Regions from separate parts of the Homo sapiens genome. Here region 1 is linked to region 2. The links are chromatin contacts, found by Hi-C or POLR2A ChIA-PET in ENCODE. All regions are on one chromosome and are shown on one strand. The core of a region is the stretch at or near the end of the contact, and the rest is flanking DNA. Distances in the headings are between cores, read along the strand shown.

Evidence for each region. A loop is a pair of places that touch in the nucleus more often than their neighbours do. ChIA-PET counts read pairs that join two places held with the same protein, here RNA polymerase II (POLR2A). Pooled maps may share reads with other maps.
Region 1: a loop to region 2 is called in a map of endothelial cell of hepatic sinusoid, with 4 times the contacts of the local background. The contact joins the enhancer-like site here to the promoter of PSMA4 in region 2. A Hi-C loop is called at or near these places in 1 of 168 maps with a recorded cell type or tissue (endothelial cell of hepatic sinusoid) and 1 of 50 pooled maps. POLR2A ChIA-PET finds 5 or more read pairs at or near these places in 12 of 52 experiments (A549, AG04450, B cell and 9 more).

What each region holds. Positions count from the first base shown.
Region 1 is chr15:78,485,545-78,488,256 of GRCh38, reverse strand. IREB2 (iron responsive element binding protein 2) reads right to left here. Exons shown (of 22, transcript NM_004136.4): 13 at 2,417-2,552; 14 at 440-524; 15 at 1-77. Among named protein-coding and RNA genes, the nearest start is that of HYKK, 21 kb to the left of the region's middle. Within about 2 kb of position 1,339, at least 2 of the 41 ENCODE cell types and tissues checked have a DNase peak (open chromatin) inside an H3K27ac peak, as active enhancers do.
Region 2 is chr15:78,539,103-78,541,802 of GRCh38, reverse strand. PSMA4 (proteasome 20S subunit alpha 4) reads right to left here and starts at 1,359. Exons shown (of 9, transcript NM_002789.6): 1 at 1,264-1,359. RefSeq lists enhancers at 211-1,103, 1,212-1,321 and a silencer at 862-1,131.

The DNA.
Region 1 (2,712 bases), core at 90-2,589, 54 kb after region 2:
TTGGCACGAACACAATCACAAAGACGACCTTCAAAATTTTTGTTTCCAGATAAAATTCCACAGGTAACCAAATCACCCTGAAAAAAACACAAACACACAAACAAATAAATTCAATTCTAGAGATGGTACAAATCTGGATAATCATATATAAGCAATCTTAAAGTCTGAGGGCGAGATTAACCAAAAAACATATTACTAATTTTTAAATATAGAACTATGCATCTTGCAAATAAACTAAATCAATTCCTTGTATTATGAAGGAATTATTTCAAGGATCTACAAATGATTCATTGAATCATTTAAAGATTCACAGGTTACTATTGCCAAGAGGTGCAGAGTTTACAGAAATATAAACACATCAATATATATTTTCTATAATTTAGTAACAAAACATAGTTAAGAAAATCATTTAGATGTCTTGCCAATCCACACATTTTACCTGTTTTACTGCATTTAAAACTGCGTCTGATAAGGGTGCTGTATTTCCCACACAAATTGAACATCCATAGCCAACGATTTCAAATCTGCATTTCAAAAAAAAAGTGACTGAATAGCACATCACAACATTTATAGAGAAAGGACAAGTCTTATCTTGTATTTCTATCACTGTAATAAGATTACTTAAAAGACTATTCATGACACATGGATTAACCTTCATCAATATATTCACCTCAGAAGATTCTGAGCAATCAAGTCTAACTCTCAGGCATGCTATTTGAACCAGCTCACTGCAGCCTTAACCTCCTGGGCTCAAGCAATCCTGCTCCTTGGCCTCCTAAGTAGCTGGGGCCACAGGCGCTCGCCACCAGGCCCAGCTAATTTTTTTATTTTTTGTAAAATAAAAAATAAAAATGCTCAGGCTGGTCTCAAAGGTGAATGCAAACCTTTGAAGAGCCTTAATAGCACTTATCACTGTACAAGAGAATTCCCCCAAATACTACTTGCTAGGAATATAACATGACCTTTTAAAATAATTGATACTGTACTTCCATCCAAGAGTTTAAAATGTAAAGAGGACCTGGCTATAATAACCTGACCAAAGGTCCCAAAAGAGGCATTGATTGTAATTGGGCACTCTGATAGGAGTAATCTCTCAATTATCAACCAGTTAAACCCAAGAAGAGTCTCTGACAATAAATCCAAGATAATATAACCAAAAGATTACAGGCACAGTCCTCTAAATTACTTTCAGATGCTATTCTAAAAGCAAAAAAGTCTAAAATTTATCAGTTTTGCAATGGAATTGATGACTCATATGTTCCAAAATACACACCGAAAATATAACTAGGCTGGGTGTGGTGGCTCAGGCCTGTAATCCCAACACTTTCGGGGGCCAAGACGAGCCGATCACTTAAGGGAACAAGTTTGAGACGAGCCTGGCCAACACAGTGAAACTCTGTCTCTGCTAAAAACATAAAAATTAGCTGGGTGTGGTGGTGCACACCTGCGGTCCCAGCCACTCAGGAGGCTGAGGTAGGAAGACTGATTGAGCCTAGGAGGTCGAGGCTGCAATGAGCTGTGATTGCACCACTGCACTCCAGTGTGGGCAATAGAGCAAGACACTGTCTCAAAACCAAAAAATCCCCACACAACTAGCATCAATTGTTTTGGATTACATAAAAAACATAGGTTACTTTTTTTTTTTTCTTTTTGAGATGGAGTCTCGCTCTGTCGCCCAGGCTGGAGTGCAGCGGCACGATCTGGGTTCACTGCAACCTCCGCTTCCCAGGTTAAAGCAATTCTTCTGCCTCAGCCTCCTGAGTAGCTGGGACTATGGGTGTGCGTCACCACGCCTGGCTAATTTTGGTATTTTTTGTGGAGACGGGGTTTCACCATATTGGCCAGGCTGGTCTCAAACTCCTGGCCTCATGATTTGCCTGCCTCGGCCTCCCCAAGTGCTGGGATTACAGGCGTGAGCCACCGCGCCCAGCCCAAAAAACATAAGTTACTTTCTCCAAAGTTCAGGGACAATTTAAACTTATGTATTATAGACCCAATAACCTCATAAAACTAAAATTAAGACAATTTTCAGTTAATAAATGCAAACTATAAGATTTCTTTCTTTTTTGAACTGACCTACACAACTCACAGAAATTGTGCATACTTGGTATCGTTTCTTACACTGTAACTGTTATTTGGTTGTACTTGTTTGTCTTGTCTTCCCAACTAAGTATCTTGAAGCTAAGACCACATCTCCTACTTCTGTGTATCCAACCTGGTGCTTTGCTCATTTGATATGCCCAATAAGTGTTTCCTGAGTGATAAGGCATCAAAAATTGTATGGTAATGGCAAGGTAGCAAGTAAAACTAAAGCATATTTTTTCTATCTTCTCTTTGTATATGAAAGGCACAAACAAGCAGCTTCAGTACCTACTGAACACCAATATCAATATGAAGTGCGATAGCTGTTACTTACCCAAGCTTACTTAGATATGGTAATACTCCACTTGAACTGAGGTAATGTGTAACCATCCCACTGCCTGGAGATAAACTTGTTCTTATATAAGGTTTAACACGCAGACCAGCTTCAACAGCCTTTTTAGCCAAAAGACCTGCACAGCCAACAAACAATGATTTATTATGGCAATGTTTCTTTCCCTCTCTCACCCATATTAAAGTAAAAAGTGAGAAGTAATTTATTTAACAGATTAAAGTATGAATTCATAAACTTACTGTCATTATTTTGTCCACTTTATTCTACTGATTTGCTTC
Region 2 (2,700 bases), core at 110-2,609:
GTGTCAGGCATTATGCTAGATGCTGGAATACCAAAATGTGTAAAACCAGTTCCTGTCCTGAAAAGCTAATACTGGCAGTTAGGTGAGAGAGGCAGTCATAGATTATAATGTGGAAAGAGGAACCGGGGGTAGGGTGGGAAAAGGGATGATGAAAGAATCAAGAAAGTATTTTTTGAGAAATCGATACAGAAAATGAAAGTAAATCAGAGATGGGAGAGGCAGAAATAAGGCTGAGAACCCTTGGGTCTAAGAGAAAGAACAGGGGAAGAAAGAAGGGCATTCCACACAGAGCAGAAAGTATGAACAAAGGGTACGGAGGCAGGATAGTTTAGTGGGCATGAGATAAACTGCTGATGCTTTTAAAATATATATAAATAAGAGCTAAGCGAGTATCCAAATCACGCAGAGCCTTGAAAGCCAAGGCAAGAGGCTGAGGCCTTCTCCAGAGAGTGATCTGGGTCCTGAACTTGGGGGTGGAGGCAGTTATCTTGGGCACCATCAGTACCATTCGTGCAAAAGGCAATACTAGGTGTTCAGCGTTATTTGGTAAAGCCTCAGTCCAAGGCCCACATTTCCAAATACTGGAATATAGGGAATCAAGACTGGAAAGGTAAGCTGGAATCAAATCCTGGAGAGCCCGCGTGCCCAGGTAAAAACAGAATTTTATCTCTCAGCCAATGGGGCTCCTCTGAATGATTCCCAAGGCCCACAGGAACTGATTGGCATTTTAAATGATCACTCTGGCTGGTGAGAGACCGAGGGCAGCGAACTGGTTGAGGTAATTGCAATAGGAATGGTGCAAAGTAAGGATGGCACAGAGCAGAGAAGCAGGGAGGACACAGAGACACTCGCCGGGGATTTCTGATTCGAGCTTTAAGCACAACTTTCTGTTGTCTCCACGCCTGACGCCGGGCACAGCACTATTTTGAGTTCACCGGCACCTCCGGGAGAGCTAACTTTCACGTACCGAACTCCTGAGGACGGAAGCCACCCCAACTCTCGGTCCTGCCCACAGACCCCCACCCTCAGCCCGCCCCCTCGCGGGCCCCGGCGTCCAGGCTTGGCACTGGGAAGCCCCCGACGGCGGCCGGCGGGGGCCATTCCCGGCGGTCGGTCCGTCACAGAGGAGGCGGTGCAGAGTCATCGTGCCCACGGCTCCTCGGCGGCAACTGCAGGCCGGGACCGACTGTCTTGACGTTCACGACCCCCGCCCAATGGGAAAGCGGCCAAGCTTCCGCGGGCCCCAAGGGGCCAAAGGCTCACCAGATGGAAGACCCTGAAGACCTGAGATGTCCACGGAGCCCTTAACTCCACGGAAGAATAAACCACCACCGCTCACCGAATAACCGCTGCTAATATGGCCCCCGCGCATGCGCAGAACCGCTGGGTTGGGGCGGGGGGAGCGGGACGGCCGAGGACGCGGAAGTCCTTCTTGCGGGGCGGAGCTAGAACCCGTGCCCCTCGTGGGAGCTGGGTCGCGGGGGTGCTGAGGCTCTGGGGCGCTGCAGCTTAGGCTAGGGTCCTCAGCAGGTGGAGGAGTTGCTGTGCCATGGGGAAGAGGGCAGGAAGACAGTAGCCAACCAGGAGGTGGAATAGCTAATTTCTTTCTCTTACCCTTGGCGCTCTCCTTTCATTTTCTCTTCACTATTCAGACCTAGGATAGCAAATAGTGTGGACCGGCTTCTTAATTGCTATCATTCCTGTCCTGTTTCCCAAAATGGTTCCAACCACATGAGACTTTACCCCTCTCATCACCTTCCTTTTTCATTCTGGCTTTCACTTTTACTGCTGATGCATACATTTTGGACATACACATTATGATGAGGAAGGCCGGGTGGCTCATGCCTGTAATCCCAGCACCTTGGGAGGTCGAGGCGGGTGGATCACCTGAGGTCGGGAGTTCGAGACCAGCTTGGCCAACATGGTGAAACCGTCTCTACTAAAATTAACAAAAATTAGCCGGGTGTGTGGTGCACGCCTGTAATCCCAGCTACTTGGGAGGCTGAGGCACGAGAATCGCTTGAACTCGGGAGGCGGAGGTTGCAGTGAGCCGAGAGTGCGCCACTTCACTCCAGCCTGAGACTCCATCTCAAAAAAAAAAAAATTATGATGAGGGTCGAGCATGGTGACTCATGCTTGTAATTACACCGCTTTGGGAGGCTGAGGCAGGAGGATGGCTTGAGGCTAGGAGTTTGGAGGCTGCAGTGAGCTATGATCGCACCACTGCACTCCAGCCTGGGTGACAGAGAAAGACACTGGCTCTAAAAATTAAATTAAAAAAAATTATGATCAGGTTCACACTTTTGGGGGAATTTTCACCTTGGTCTCTTTCTCTGCTTTTCACCAGTCAGAAAGGATTTCCCTGACCAGCACAGTTAAAGCAATACCCTACCGTCAGCATATACTCGCACCATTTTATCTTCTTTACTGAAATTGTCATACTTGTTTCTGTGTTCATTATCCATCTCTCCACCTTTTTGCTCATTCAGCCTCGGTCCGTATGTAAACTATCTACTATGCATTTTAGGTTTTTTCAGGCTAGAAGGTTGACTAGATCTGGGTTAATATGAAGTCATCTGCTCACAGTCTCTCCCAAAAAGCAGCCCACTGGGCAGAAACTCCTCTTCATGTTGGTTGCAAAATTATTGGGGGATCTGGGCTTTGAAAAGGAGATAGCTTGGAAGTAAGTTACATTTTGAG